Regions from separate parts of the Mus musculus genome. Here region 2 is linked to region 1. Evidence: chromatin loops called from intact Hi-C (ENCODE). Cell type or tissue: left cerebral cortex. All regions are shown on one strand. Each heading gives the region's core, and the rest is flanking DNA. Links, peaks and the distances in the headings are about the cores only.

Region 1 (7,676 bases), core at 1,073-6,072:
TTGGAGATGATGAGTCAGAGGCGCCGGCCCTCCTCGCCCCCTCCCCCCCGGGCCGGGAGCTGGAGAGGACAGGCTGGCTGGGCAGGCGGGGGTACCGACCTAAGACTTTCCCGCCTCTAGCGAGCACGCTGGTGGACCGAGCCCGCGTGGCCGCCACCCTTTCCAAGGCGGGAGCAGGACTGCGCAGGCTCAGCCTTTCGGCCGCCCCCGGCGGGCCTTTGATCCCTGCAGCGGTACGGTCGCTGAAGCTCTTTTTGTACTGTGCCCACACCACTTATGACCTCTGCAAGTGTACAAAGATGATAGACTCGGTTGGTTTGGGGGAGCGGAGAAAGCCCAGGAAAACGGTGGATCCCAATAGCACCGGGGAGAGGGGGGACAGCTTAGTAGCTGCTAAAAAGTAGAGATTGACTAGGCCTAAGAGAACTCACCCCAAATTCACATAGTGCCCGGGATGGGTGTTCGCCTCACATTCATTTTTGTTCCCACTTGAGAAGGCTTCTTTTCCCTAGAGAATGCTGCTTCTCCGGGCTCAGGCAAGCCCAGGTACCAGTGAGGCTAGAGCGCAGCCTGGCTGGCTTGCCTTGACATTGCAGTGGCGCCAGCTGCAGATCCTTTCTGTTTGTGACACCTTGGGAGTGGTAATAGTCGCCCTATGACAAAGTTACGTGTGAGTATTAGTGGGTGGAGACAGATCTGGGATCAGGCTCTGGAATGGAGAGAACGCAATCCGGGCCTCCTCCATGTTTTCTCTTCCCCCAATCAAACTGCAGGGATAGTGAAGGGCTCTGAGAAAAGAATATTTTTCTTCAAAGTCAGGACGTAGTGGCCAAAGAAACTATAAAGAGAAAACAGCAATTAGCTGTCTTCCAGCTTTTACCGCGGTAATCGGAAACCTGGATATTGCATTCTGCATCTTAAGAGAAACTCAAGGACCGTATAAATGGGTCTCTTAACAATGCTGAACACTCAGGGCCAAAACCTCTGGTTTTATTTCTCATTACTTTGTGTCCAGAATAACCGACAAGGGCCTTTGTTCATTGTAAATTATTAAGATCCTAAGATGCTGGAGGCTCAATTTTTTTTCCTTTTCTTTTCTTTCCTTTTCTTTTCTTTTCTTTTCTTTTCTTTTCTTTTCTTTTCTTTTCTAAAAGGCAGGGTCTCACATGTATCTTTGCCTGCCTGGAACTTGCCATGTAGACCTTGATCCACATGCCTGTAAGTGCTGGAGTTAAAGGCACGTGCCACTCACCATGCTTGACTGAGCCTTACTGTATGAAGACCCTACTGTGTCACCATAAGTTTGCCTCCCCCACTACATCGTGAACTAAGTGTGAAGAATTGTTTATGAATTCTGCAGTGCTGCTCGCCAAATGGATACATGTTAACTTCCATCACAATTGGTTGGCCAAATTAAGTCGTAAAGCCTCACTCAGTTTCCTGGGGAAGATACTATAGAATATGAGGGGGAGCAAACAATTTAAGGAAAAGGTTGGAAATTTGTGGTGAAGCTTGAATGGCTCCGCAGTTGGGATTTGTCTACTAGCAACCATGCCTATTTCTCCTTGTTTAGTTCAGTGAGCTTCCGTGTGAAATTCTTAGTGGGAGAAAAACAAGACCAGGCGTCAGGAGACCTAGATTCTGGCTCTGTTGCTTGAGCGCATAAGATCTGTCTGAACTACACTTCATTTGCATGGCCATTACACCATGCTTCTTCTGCTTATCTTACTGAATCATATGGCGAAAATAGAGTCATGCACAAGACCTCTAAAATGATGAGGCCCTTGAGAGGTGGAAAATAAATTGTCTAAGAAGGCAGATAATGGTGTAAGTGAGTGAACTAGATTGCCTGTGAAGTGAGAACTGCTGGGAACTCAGCAGTACACACTGCTAAATGGATGTCTGTCCTCAACTCCACCAGCTACTGCCGTGGGCAGCTCTGGCTCCGGTAGTGCCATGGTTTCCGGATTTGAATAGAAGTCAGAAATTTAGAACACTCTTATTTTAAGTATTAATAATAAAAAAAATGTTTTTTTTAATTCAAGGGTCAGATTCAGCCTATAGTTCAGTAGACTGAAGTGTCAAGTTCTGCATTATGCAAATAGATGGCAAAAATTTGGGTTGAATCCTGGCTCTCAGAAGGCAGAGGCAGGAGGATCACTCTGAGTTCAAGGCCAGCCTGGTCTACAGAGCTAACTCTAGGACCTCTGGGGCTACACAGGAAAACTCAATTGTTTTGAAAAACCAGAAAACAACTAGAAGAATTGGGGGGTTGGGATGTACAGTGCGGTTTCTGTAGCTCTGGTGAAACACACCTGTGTTGGAGGGGTTAAACATGAAACTACCCCTCTAGACATTGCTTTCCAGGAAAAGGTCAGTTTGCCTGCGGGGGGGTGGGGGTGGGGGGGGATATTTTGCAATACTGGAAGAGAGTTTTGATGGTCAGCTGGGAGTGGGGTTGGTAAGGGAATGTGGAAAGGCAGGTACATTAGCATATAAATCAGGAGATTGCTTCAGGCTCCTCCTCTGTCTGTTACCTTTTGCATGCTACAAGCCAAAAGGGAGTCTTCTCTGTTTCTCATGACTACCCTCGCCACCCTGACTGGGCCAGAGTCCCTGGCTACTCTAGAATTCTGCATGGCTACCATGCTCCTAGTGACCACGCCATCTGACCCATTCTGCACCGATCTGGCAGCCTCTATGGAGGTCACCCATTTTATTTCAATTAGAACTTAACAAAAAGAGATTGTGACAAGGCTCCTGCTGACGTCACTTTTTAAAGGTCACGACCCCTTCTATTCTCTTAGAAGAGACAGTTCAAGTTGGACGACTTCCTTTGCAACTTAAGCCTGTGAGAGTTGGGGCGGGGAAACCCCATTCTGATGAATATTACTCTCGTTTCTTTGAAATTCAGTCATTTATTCTGACTTTGACTACAACTGACGATATCTCCCAAGTGAGTTCTCTTCCGTTTCTCGACCTGCTTTTTTGGCTCGGGGGTTTAAGTTTCAGGCTGAGTCCTCTGCTGCCACCTCGTGGCCTCTTGTCCGGGTTGAGGTATCACAAAAGTCTTCCTTCTAGAAATGGCACTAGAAAGTAGCTTGGTTAGAGCAAAGAATCTCCTCTCCACTTTGTGAAGTCTCACCAGACTTCCCCAACCCCGCCCCCCATCGCATGCGTCATTGAACATCCGGGAAACCTGACCTGGACGGAGGGCGGTACAGGAGGCATCAGACTCCACTAGGCCTCCAGTCTGTTATACATTCCTGGCCTGGAGCCCAGCAACAACGGGAGGTGGACCTGCCTGCTTGGCCTAGTTAATTCGCCTAGAAGTACGATTCTCCTCATCTTAGTGAGAGATAATCCGTGTGGTGTCTGGACGCCATGGGCCTGCCGTGTAGTGTCTGGTGCCATTTTCTTGTCTAAGGCCTGCTTACTGTTGCTCTATACCATGACCTCTATCTGGACTGGCCCAACTACTGCAGATTCCATATCCAGTTGATGCACTGAGCAGGATGGCAGTGGTGTGGTCCGTAGTGCCAGTTAATACAAAGGGGTCTGCAAACGCGTGATTAAGGTCTCCAAGGACTAGGAGACTGCCCTAAACTGGACTGCAGGGTGATTGTTTCTGAAGGTGGGAAAGCATTTTTGGTTGGTGCTATTTTTCGTTATCACAATATTCGTATAACATCTGTAGTTTAAAAAGCCAGTGGCTGGCCCAAAACTTAATCTGAAGACCAGGTTATCCTCAAGTTTACAGTGATCATCCCGTCTCTGTCTCCTGAGTGCTGGAATTACAAGTGTGCATCATCACATGTAGTGAGTTGTTTTTTTCAAGATGTGGTCCTACTGTGTAATACTGGCTGACCTAGAAGTCTGTATATAGGTCAAGCTGGCCTCAAACTCACAGAAATCCACCTGTCTGTCTCAGATCTTCTGTAAGAACAGCAAGTACTTTTAACCTCTCCAGCCTCTTGTAGTATATACATATATAATACATATGTACATCAATACATGTATATTATAGGTGATATTTTTTTTCATTTTAAAATTTATTTTATGTGACTGTTTTGCCTGTGAGTATGTATGTGTGCCTGGTGCCTGAGGTCAGAAGAATCCTTCAGATCCCTTGGAACTGGAATTATGGATGTTTGTGAACTGCTATGTGGATGATTGTGGGAATAGAACTGAAGCCAGCTCCTCTGAGAGAGCAACAACTGCTCTTAGCTGCTGAGTCATCTCTCCAGTTCGATAATTTTTAGTTGATACACCCATGCTCTCTAATCTGAATGACTGAGCCCAGGCAAGACTATAATGTAAGATGACTGGTATTCCAAAAACAGAGTTTCTTCTCATTCGTTAGGGTTTCATTGCTGTGAAGAAACATCATAACCAAGACAACTTTTATAAAAGAAAACATGTAATTGGGGCTGGTTTGTGGATGCAGAGGTTTAATCCATTATCATCATGGTGGGAAGCATGGCAGCATCCAGATAAACATGGTACTGGAGAAAGAGCTGAGAGTTCTACATCTGGATCTGAAGGCAGCAGAAGGAGACTAGATTTTTGTATTTCACACTGGGCATAGCTTGAGCATTTAAGACCACAAAGCCCCACATCCACAGTGACAAACTTCCTCTAACAAGGTTACACCTCCTCCAATAAGGGAGCACCTCCAAATAGTGCCACTTCCTATGCCTGAGCCTTCACACACATGTATCTATGGGTGCCAGACCTATTCAACCGACCACACTCATTTTGACATTTTTGGTATTTGGATCATACCAGTTTTTGTTGTGGAAGACTGCTCTGTCCTGCCCTTCATTACTGACCAATATCTACTTGACCTCCCTACTACTATGACAACCAGATATGTTTTCCAAACTTTGCTGGCTAGCCCCCAAAGGATCAAAATCACTCCTCCCTGCCTTGAAATGCAATGCCCTAGATGGACATAAGGAAGATGTGAACATTGTCAAGATTCTTGTATTTAAGAGACCAACAGGAGACCTAGGACAGCAAAGGCTCGTCCAAATGTCTGCACTTCTCCCCTTGCGTTGTTGCTGTCTCTCCTTTGCCTCTTCCAAGGCTTTTTTTTTTAATTACTATTTAAATTTTTTACTTATTTTTATGTGTATGAACGTTTTGTGTGCATGCTTGAAAGTACACCTCATGACTGAAATGCGCATAGAGGGCAGGAAAGAGAATGGGGTTCCCTGGGACTGGAGTTACAGACAGTACAGAGCTACCATTCGGGTGCTGGGAATTGAACCTGGGTCCTCTAGAAGAGCAGCTAGTGAAAAACCACTCTCCAGCTCTCCTGCCCCCTCCTGCCGCTCTTTAAGATTTATATGTGTGGGTGGGTTTTGTCTACATATATGTATCTCTACTGCAAGCCCACCTGCTGCACTTAGAGGCTGGAAGATGGCACTGCTTTCCTGAAACTGGAGTTACCAACCATTCAGTCCTCCATGTAGGTGCTGGGAATCAAACCCAGCTCCGCTGCAAGAGCAGCAAGTGCTCTTAACGCTGAGCCATCCCTCCAGCCCCTCCTCCTAAGTTTTTTTTTTTTTCCCTTATAAGATGAGTGGCAACTTAGTTGCACAGCTCAGTGTTACACCCTGTGCTTTCGTTTACAATAGCCGAGCACAACCATATTTTGTAGCGTTTTCCTCTTGCTGTTGAAGCTGTCCTTTTCTCTCCAGCGGTCTTACAAATTCTGAACCAGTTTCTATGCTTTTGTGTCACCAAATAAGTGTGACCATGCTTAAAAGCCCCTTAGTCCCCTCTCTCATCCAAAAGATCAAGTTCAACCCTTTAAAATGGGGCACTGCCTTATGTGATCTGGCTCCCACCTAACTTCCGTTGTTGTCTCTCATGTCCCTTTCCTTGCACGTCACAATCTGGTGACTTGAAGAAGGTAGCATTAATGTAGAACCTTAAATCATTTTTTTTTAATTGATTTGAGTGCTAGAGAGATAACTCAGTGGTTAAAAGCATGTAATTCCCTTACACCCCTGTTCAGCTCCCAACACCCACATAGTAGCTCACTGCTACTGCCTATATCTCCAGCTCCAAGGGATCTAGCAATCTCTTGTGGTTTCTGTAGGCTCCTGCCCTTACCACTCACACAAACACACAAATGGACACAAAATTAAAAATAAAATTAAAATGTTAAAAAATTATACACACACACCAAGTACCCCTAACTCAGCCCCCTCTCTTGATTAGCCCAGTGATGATGAGGAGGAGGATGGCAATGACTTTGCCAACGGGCTGAGGGAGGGTCAGGACTGTTTGTTGCATATGTTACTGAGATGTTAAAACAAATTACTGGTGGGAAGTCAAATCATGTCAAAATAGCTGACTCAAAAATTCTCACTTTGCATATATGTTTACTTTTAAATCTTACTCAAGCTGTTGTATCCAGTTCTAGCCAGTTAGCAGTTGCTGTTTTCTAGCCTTCAACGTTCCATCTGTTCAGCCCTCATTCTCTTTGGGAAGCTCCCTTGGCCTCTTGTACCACCATGATTATGTTACTCAAGTCTCCTTGTTGTTCGATATATAGCTCTAAACCTACATTTTATGAAAATTAGTGCTTATGTACTGACCGAAAGAAAGAACTGTGTGCTTATTTTGAGACAGGAACTTTGTGAATAGCTCACACTGGCTTGATGGTACTATCTTTACCTTTTATTTTTATTTTTTATTTAGTTTCAGTTTTATGGGAGACACAGTTTCTCTGCATAGCACTGGCTATCCTAGAACCCTCTCTGTAGACCAGGCTAGGTCAGAGATCTACCTGCTTCTGCCTCCTGACTTCTGGGATTAAAGGCGTGAACCTTGAAGAGTTCAAGGCCAGAAGGAATGAAGAGATGGTTGAGTGACTCAGAAGACCTGACGCCCTTCCAGAGAACCTAGGTTTGATCCCAGCACCTACATAGTGGTACTGTACGAAAGGCATGCACCACCATGCCTGGCTTACCTTGCACTTCTTATTTTCATTAGTTCTTTGAGAGTGCCACACCTGTTTTGATGACATTCATCCCACTTCCCCAACCCACCCACTTCACTATCCACCTACATTTGTATCCTCTTTCTTTCTTTACCCATCAAGACCAATTTGGGCAGGCCAAATATTCTTGCATGTGTGGTCTTTTACTGGACAGTGATCAACTTACCAGAGGCTATATGCTTAGAAGAAACTCTCCCTCTCCCAGCAGCTAATAATTGCTAATAGCCCCCACTAGCTAAAGTGGTATATGTGCCCAACTACCTCTTTTCATACTGGGATTTGTTTTAGTTTGCACAGGCTTTGTGCACACTGTTGAACCCACTGAGTGTTTATGTGTACGGCTGCCCCACTAGATTGAGAAGATAATGTTCCCTTGTAATTGTATACCAACTCTGGCTCTTACACACCCTCTGCCCTCTCTTCTGCAATGATCTCTGCACCTTGAGAGGAGGCAGTGAGGTATGCATGTTCCATTTAGGGCTGAGGAGACTGCAGTCTCTCCGTTCTGCACCTTGACCACTGTGCATCTCCGCGTTGATCACTGGATACTGAAAGTAGAAGCTTCTCAGATGAGAGATGCATTCATCTACAGGGGCAATGATAGGTCATTAGGAGTCAGTTAAACACTTTGTATAATAATAGTAGGTTCTCCACTAAGGCC
Region 2 (7,676 bases), core at 1,665-6,664, 250 kb before region 1:
AACAAAACAAAACAAAAAATACATGTGAGGCATTGCTTACCCTGCGAAGGGCGGATTCTCATATCACCTCAGGGTTAATGTTAGTGAATCAGAGTGGATATTTTACAACATGACATGGAACAGATGATGGATGTCATACAAATGAGTTGTGTGGCATCCACTTTGCATGTGTGCATTACTCCCAATAGGTATATTAATAATTCTTTTATTAAAAGTACAGACCTATCGAATTACCTGAAGGGGAACTGGTCGCAGGAGCTGGAAAGGTTGCAGACAAGGCTGCAGATACAGATCCTGAACCTCAATGGGACCAGAGTGGAACCAGTGACCCTCGGAGACTTTACCTCTTGGCTTACCTCTGCTTTTTCTTACTTTAAGGAATGGGTGGGAGTGATTTTGTTTGGTGCTGCCATATGCTGTGGACTGGTGTTCATGCTCTGGTTGGTATGCAAATTCAGAACCCAACAAAAACGTGACAAAGTGATTATAACTCAGGCACTTTTAGCTATTGAAAACGGCACCTCCCCTGAAGGTTGGTTATCTATGCTCAAGAATTAGTCAGCATCTGAGTTCTCTGCTCTTGCACCCCACGACACTGGGATGAGAGAGACTCAACGATCATTGATCAGCCCTTGCAAATCAATAGGGTGATCATGATTTCCCCACTAATTCATTTTTTGGCTGGCCTCTTTTGCAGAGTTCGCCCTAGGTCATTTAGCAGTTACTGTCACACAGCACTGCGGTATCCAGAGACGGGCAACTTTCCTCATGCACAGACCAACCTAAGACATGGGGCCCAGTGGTGATAGGGTTACCTTATGACGGGAAAGGCTGTGACATTAGAGGAATGACCTAAAACAGGAGCCATGGCGGATGGACATAATTGCACAGGCCTAGACCAGCCTCATTTTATTAAAACAAAAAGGAGGAGATGTGGGAAGCCGTTGCAGAGTGACAGTTACAGAGTGGCAGTTGCAGAGTGGCAGTTACAGAGTGGCAGTTGCAGAGTGGCAGTTGCAGAGTGGCAGTTACAGAGTGGCAGTTACAGAGTGGCAGTTGGCTACAGCTGGCCACCACACATACATAGCCAGTAAAGGTTCTTTTGGCAAGGTGAGGTTTTGAGAATTGACAAAAGTTAACCAATCAGATGAGAGACAAGTTAACCAATCAGATGAGAGAGAACACCTGTCCTAGGCCTATAAAAGTAGCACCAGTTCTGGGCTCGAGGTCTTTTCTCCTCTACAATCAAGCTCTCCCAATAAACGTGTGCAGAAGGATCCTGTTGCAGCGTCGTTCTTCCTGGCCAGTGGAGCGCGCGCAAGAATTCCAGGCAGTCACTCAGTTCCACATCAATGAAGAAAGCTGTAGAGATCACCTTGGGATGAAGGGTGCAGGTCTACTTCTCCCAGAGGGCAGAGTTGCTATGCAGTGCATAGGGAGAATGGAACACGTTATGTGCTACCTGAAGTGGGTCTAGAAGAAGCTCTTAGAGAGCAAAATGGGGAACTCAGGCTTCATCTTCAGAGTGGTCTTCTTCAGAGGCTCTTTGCATTATCTGAGAGAATATTTTCTTGTGTCTCCTACATTTGTAATACTGCTAGCATAGACAAATGATCGATCTTACAGTGTGGTAAAACGAAACACAAAACAAAACAAAACAAAACAGAGATCTCTTTATGAAGGCAAGGGACTTAAAAACCCCTGTAAGATCTTTCTGAAGAGGAGAAGAGAGAAGATTCCTACCATCACCTCCCCAGAGTTCTCAGCTTACCCTGTGCATCACACATCTGCCACTCATAAGCCATAGGGCCAAGGTGTCTTCTTCTGGAATTTGACTTTCTTATAGACTTTTTACTATTATTATTTTTTATTAGATATTTTCTTTATTTACATTTCAAATGTTATCCCTTTTCCTAGTTTCCTCTCTGAAAATCCCCTACCCCCTCCCACCTCCCCCTGCTCCCCAACTCACCCACTTCTTGCCCCTGGAATTCCCCTATACTGGGGCATTGAACCTTCACAAGACCACGGGCCTCTTCTCCCATTGATGACCGACTGGGCCTCTCAAGAGACAGCTATATCAGGCTTCTGTCAGCAAAATCTTGTTGGCATCGGCAATAGTGTCCGGGTTTGGTGGTTGTATATGGACTGGATCTCCAGGTGGGGCAGTCTCTAGACACTCATTCCTTCAGTCTCTGCTCTGAACTTTGTCTCTGTACCTCCTTCCATGGCTATTTTGTTCCCCCTTTTAAGAAGGATCGAAGTATCCACGTTTTGGTCTTCCTTCTTCTTGAGTTTCATGTGTTTTGCAAATTTTATCTTCGGTATTTTGAGTTTCTGGGCTAATATCCAGTTATCACTGAGTGCAAATCATATGTGTTCTTTTGTGATTGGGTTGCCTCACTCAAGATGATATCCTCCAGATCCATCCATTTGTCTAAGAATTTCATAAATTCATTGTTTTTAATAGCTAAGTAGTACTCCATTGTATAAATGTACCACATTTTCTGTATCCATTTCTCTGTTGTGGGGCATCTGGGTTCTTTCCCGATTCTGGCTGTTATAAATAAGGCTGCTATGAACACAGTGGGGCGTTACAAGTGTCCTTATTACAAGATGGAGCATCTTCTGGGTATATGCCCAGAAGTGGTATTGCTGGATCTTCTCTTATGGACTTTTAAAATGTTATTTCTTAGGAAATTTGAAATTTTGAGAACTGGGAGATAATAGATATTGAGCAATTTCTGATCATATCCTTAATTCTTTGGAGAAAAAATATAAAAAGATCATCCTGAGACATAAAACCCTCCTCGTGGTGGGGCTACAGAGATGGCTCAGCAGTTAAAAGTGTATATTACTCTTCTGAGAGCCTGAGTTTCAGTCCCTGCACCCACACTAAGCTGCTCACATCCACTGGCAACCCAGGCTCCAAGGGATCCAATGCTCTGACCTCTGTGGACACCAGGAACTCTCTTACACATACCTGCCCACACACACACACTCATACACTTAACTTAAAATGATAAAAATAAAACTTAAAAAAGGTCACTACAGGGAGGAAATGGTCAAGTAAGTAAAAAATTGGACTCCATGACAAGCACTTGTATTCCTGGTGCTGTGGAGGTAGAAACACGAGGATCCCTACCAGCCAGCATTGTAATTGGTGAGGTTCAGGTCCCAGAAAACATGGTACATGGTACACGGCTTCTGAGAAACACACAAACCTGCACCTCCACACAGAACCCCATCATATCAGATGACCATGAGTGCCCCCACACTTAGCAGGAGAAATCAACTTTTATGTTTTGATTTTTTTGTTGTTTTGTTTTACTTTGAGACAGGGTCTTGCTATGTAGCCCAGGCTGGGCCCAAACTCTTGATCTTCCTTAAGAACTACCACACCTAGTTTATGTGGTTCTAGGGAGGTGGAGCCAGAAGAATTGGAAGTTCAAGATCATCTTGGTCTCTATAGCCAAATCAAGGACAGCCTGGGATACAGGAGACCTTGTCGTAAATAAATAAATGCAAGGAATGTTGCATCTTCAGCCAGCCTAAGGGAATGTCAGTTAAAGAGAAAATCAGCTCCAAGTAAGTTTTATTTTGTTTGTACCCTGCATTTTGTTTCTCAGCTGCATTAAGTTAACCATTAATTTTATTTTGTGTTTCCCTCATGCGTAGGTCTGAACACTTTTACTTTTACTGTGTGTGTGTGTGTGTGAGCATGTGCACATATGTGCATGTGTGGGTGTGTGTGCATGTATGTGCATGTGCGGGTGTGTACATGCATGTGTGTTTGGGTGTATGTGCATGTGCGAGTGTGTGTGTGTGTGTGTGTGTGTGTGTGTGTGTGTGTGTGTGTGTGTGTGTGTGCTTGTATGTGATGTGTGTAGAAGGCTGAGGTCCTGGACCTCAGCCTATAATCTGCTCAGTAGTGCAGAGTCAGGAGTATAGCTTGGAATCTAGGAGGTCAGGGGTTGAAGGCTCTACTGAGCATGTGTAAGATGGGTGATGGAGTGGGAAGTGAACTGCCCTTCTAATTAGCATCTCACTCTAGCCCACCGTTTCTATTTCATGATAACCAAAGACTCAGTATAAGGCTATAAAGAACACCAAATTCTTGGTCATTTCACAGCGCTAAAATAACAAACTTCCATAAAGAATAGCAGATTATGATCTGTAACAGAATCAAATGTGTGTGGTTTTTTTGTTTGTTGTTTCGTTTATTGAGAAGAGATGGTGCACACGTGCAGAAGGCACGACCACCCCTAAAGAGTTACCAGCATTTACTTGTGTCGACTACTTCACCAGAGCTGCCGGGCGCCATGACACCCACTTGCTGAGCTCTTTATGTTTGTCTTGGGATGCTCTTTCTTGGATGTAATTTCTCTTTTAAAATGAGGAAGATCTGGGTGTGATGCTGCAATCATGCCTGCAATCTCAGAGCAGGCAAGGAGGACTGGGTCATGTTTTGGGACTAGCCTGGCTACCTCCAACCTAAACAACAAAAAAAATAAAAAAATAAAAAAAAAAAATAACAAGAGCTGGTAATACTCAAAAGGATCAGCAGGTGGCAGCAGTGGATAGGGATGTTGCCATTCAGTAGCAGGACTGTTGGCTCTTGTGAAGATGCCAACCTATACTTAAAACCCAGATTGTGGGGAATGGGTATTGGTAGGCTCAGTCAGAGTGCCTAAAGTTGCCAGGTTCTGGGTATTTAGGACACCAAAGCAAAAGCAATAATGTGGAGGATCCAAATGCTATGGATACCATAAAGCAAGCAGTTACCAGCTATCGTGACTGCTCTTTCCAAACACACCATGTGATCTTAGGGAAACAACCATTTATCTATCCATACTTCCTGCTGCTCTATAATCTACAGCCGAGAGGGATCTGTATTCTTTACCTTGAATCATAGTGCTGGCTTCACAGCAGACTCTCAATATCTCTCTGGTAGTTACCTTCCTGTTTCTCTTTAGGCCTATGCTTTACCATCCATAAATGAGAGGGGGTTCCAGCTTTGAAAGTCTGTGGTTCTTACTAAACTAATGGATTCTTTACCGGTTTCATCTAGCAACACTGGAATTGCAGCAGCAAATTTAGATAATCTCAGTTGATGGTAGAAGGTAGCAACTGATAGATATCAGTGATGGGGTGACCTTGGTCCAGTTTCACTGAAACACATCTTCCCTGAAGTATCTCTGCGTAAGGCAAGGCTCTGTACCATGAACACTACATAGGGGGGGTCTTCATCCTAAAAAGATACTTGCTATTTAGGCTTTGGAAACTCTCAGGCCTATGTGGGCAGAAAAGGGGTTACTTGCTTCTAATTTGCAGAAATTCCACATTAATTTTTACCAACCCACCCAATGCAGTCTCTCATAATGGTTTCTCTAAAACACCCAGGAAGCAACTTCCAGCAGGACACCTCAACCACCAGTGTCTACTGTCCACTCCCTTGAAACTGTCTCACTGTGTGTTTAACTCTAAAACTCCCCTCAAAGCCAGGCAAGGTATAACTGTGAGAAAACAAGCAAGAGTGTTATTGTTAGGGAGTGCAGATGTAAATCTGCCATGGCTAAAGGTGCTGAACCTTAGTCACCTACACAATGACTGTCATTCGTATTTCTGCAGTGGAATAGTTCCAACTCTTGTGCAGACTCAGTTTACCCATTCTTAACCAGGTAGTGCTCACAGGAATGGACCTCCTCTGTTTCTCTGGGTTGGCAGTGCTTTGTAGCCTATACATGTATAGCAAACTACCTGCATCAGGGGTGGCAATGTGATAAACACCCTTTTCCTAGGTATACTCTTGCTACTTTGTGTATTCTCTGTGTATCCTCTCAACAGTCCAGCTGATGGAACACCTGATGCCTGGTCTTCCTCCTCCTCTCTCCTCCTTACTTCCGTCAACCTACCATCTTATGATCTTGGTTCATGTTCTACTTTGTTTTTAAAGAGCATCCATAATTTTTTTAAGGAAAGAAGCAAGGAGAAAGTACTGCTGAAAACACTTCCTGGCTTGGGGTTTTCTTTTTCTTTTTGGAGACAGGGTTTCTCTGTGTAGCCCTGGATGTACTGGAACTCACTCTGTAGACCAGGCTGGCCTTGACTTCAGAGATCTGCCTGCCTCTACCACCCCAGTGCTGAGATTAAAGGTGTGGGCCACCATCACCAGACTTGGGGTTTTTCTTATTATTCCTGCCAAGCCATATGCTTGTTATGGAAGAAAACACGGCAGGTCACATGCCCTTCTGCAAATGGCTTCCTAAGCGTCTGGGGGCTTTTAATCACAATTGAAGAAACCCTCCTATATCTCCATCTCCTTGCTCAAAATCCCATTAATTGCTTCCCAGATACAAACCACACCAAAGGAACCTGTTTTCATTTTAAATTTTGACTCTCAATTTTTTTCTTTTTAATGCGAGAGTTTGGGTCCAGAAAGCGTAAGGGGGGATAATCGGTTTCACTAAAATAGATGAACTGCTAGAAAGAGCACAGAGGAAAAGAAGCAGAGAGTTGAACACCCACAAGGAAGAATCTTACCAAAGCTGGCCAGCTTTCCTCCAACTGGGGACGAGTCTAGCTGTGTGCTCCTGGAGACAGGGTCCTTCGGTGTCAAGCTAGAGACTCCTCACAGGCTGGTAATATATAGTGCTCGTGTGACGGGGTGGGGAAACCTATGTATCTCTACTTTGGCAGAGACTTGTAAACCAAGGACACTAATCACGGACAAAGAATGAGTCACTCACCTTTCCCTGAGCATGCCTGGGACAGATAGTAACCACCTGGTGGACCACACATTTTTTTCAGGGAAGAGAATGAGTACTTCCTGAGTTCCTCTTCCCTCCATCCATCTGCAGGAAAAAAATATGGCTACTCAAACTCCTGTTCTTTAAAGCACAGTTGTAAAACCAGCTGTCTACATCTAAGCATTATGGGGACCATGTACAGAAGGAATTATGCATGTCTGCTCTGCTTATGAGGAAATGCCAAGATCGAACAGTAGACAAGCCACGGGGTCAGACTTCGAATACCCAGACACTACACAGCAGGGAAGTGAAGAAGTCTATGAGAATTGTTCTAACATATACATCTTCAGGGCTGGACAGATAGCTCAGTGGTTGCGGGCACTTACTCAGGCTCAGTTCTCAGACCCACATGGCAGTTCACCACCATCTGTAGTGATGCCTTGGTCTGGCCTCCCCAGGCATTGCATATGCGTGGTACACAGACATATATATATATATATATATATATATATATACATATATATATATATATATATGCAATTTTAAAAATTGTTATACGTTTATCTTATATCTAGGGCATGATTGCATTATTTTAGCTCTTTGTCAATTTCTAGATTTTCCTTCATCATTGTATAGATATTTGCATGTGATTTTGTGAGACCCCAACTTAGAGCATTTCTCCCTGGAAGGTAAAGCCCATGAACGTCCCCCCAAGCCTGTTTTCCCCCATCTCTGGGGATACAGCCAGAAAGAAGCTCTTTGCTCTCTATAGCCAGCAAAAAGCCTTTGTTTGTTTGTTTGTTTGTTTGTTTCTGTGCCTGACAACCAGAGATGCGATAATTGTAAAAAGACCTAGCCAGGCACTTGCCTGGCTCCCTGTGCCAAGGACACGGAGATAAAAATTCACTCTGATACCTAAACCACAAA

Evidence for each region. Hi-C counts contacts between places; a loop is a spot of excess contacts. Peaks named below come from ENCODE experiments on the same cell type or tissue, not always from the same donor. Only the 100,000 strongest peaks of a DNase experiment are listed, where the experiment ranks them.
Region 2: a loop joins it to region 1, with 6 times the contacts of the local background. A loop is called at or near these places in 2 of 42 quality-filtered maps.

What each region holds. Positions count from the first base shown.
Region 1 is chr14:52,020,092-52,027,767 of GRCm38, forward strand. It overlaps Zfp219 (zinc finger protein 219), which reads right to left and starts at 642. Exons shown (of 5, transcript NM_027248.2): 1 at 432-642. In left cerebral cortex, for the core only: a CTCF peak has its summit at 3,034 (motif pointing left); DNase peaks (open chromatin) are centred at 1,311, 1,611, 2,756, 3,060 and 1 more place; H3K4me3 peaks cover 783 bases; H3K27ac peaks cover 840 bases.
Region 2 is chr14:51,766,969-51,774,644 of GRCm38, forward strand. It overlaps Ang4 (angiogenin, ribonuclease A family, member 4), which reads right to left and starts at 6,622. Exons shown (of 2, transcript NM_177544.4): 1 at 6,544-6,622. In left cerebral cortex, for the core only: a CTCF peak has its summit at 4,547 (motif pointing right); a DNase peak (open chromatin) is centred at 4,602.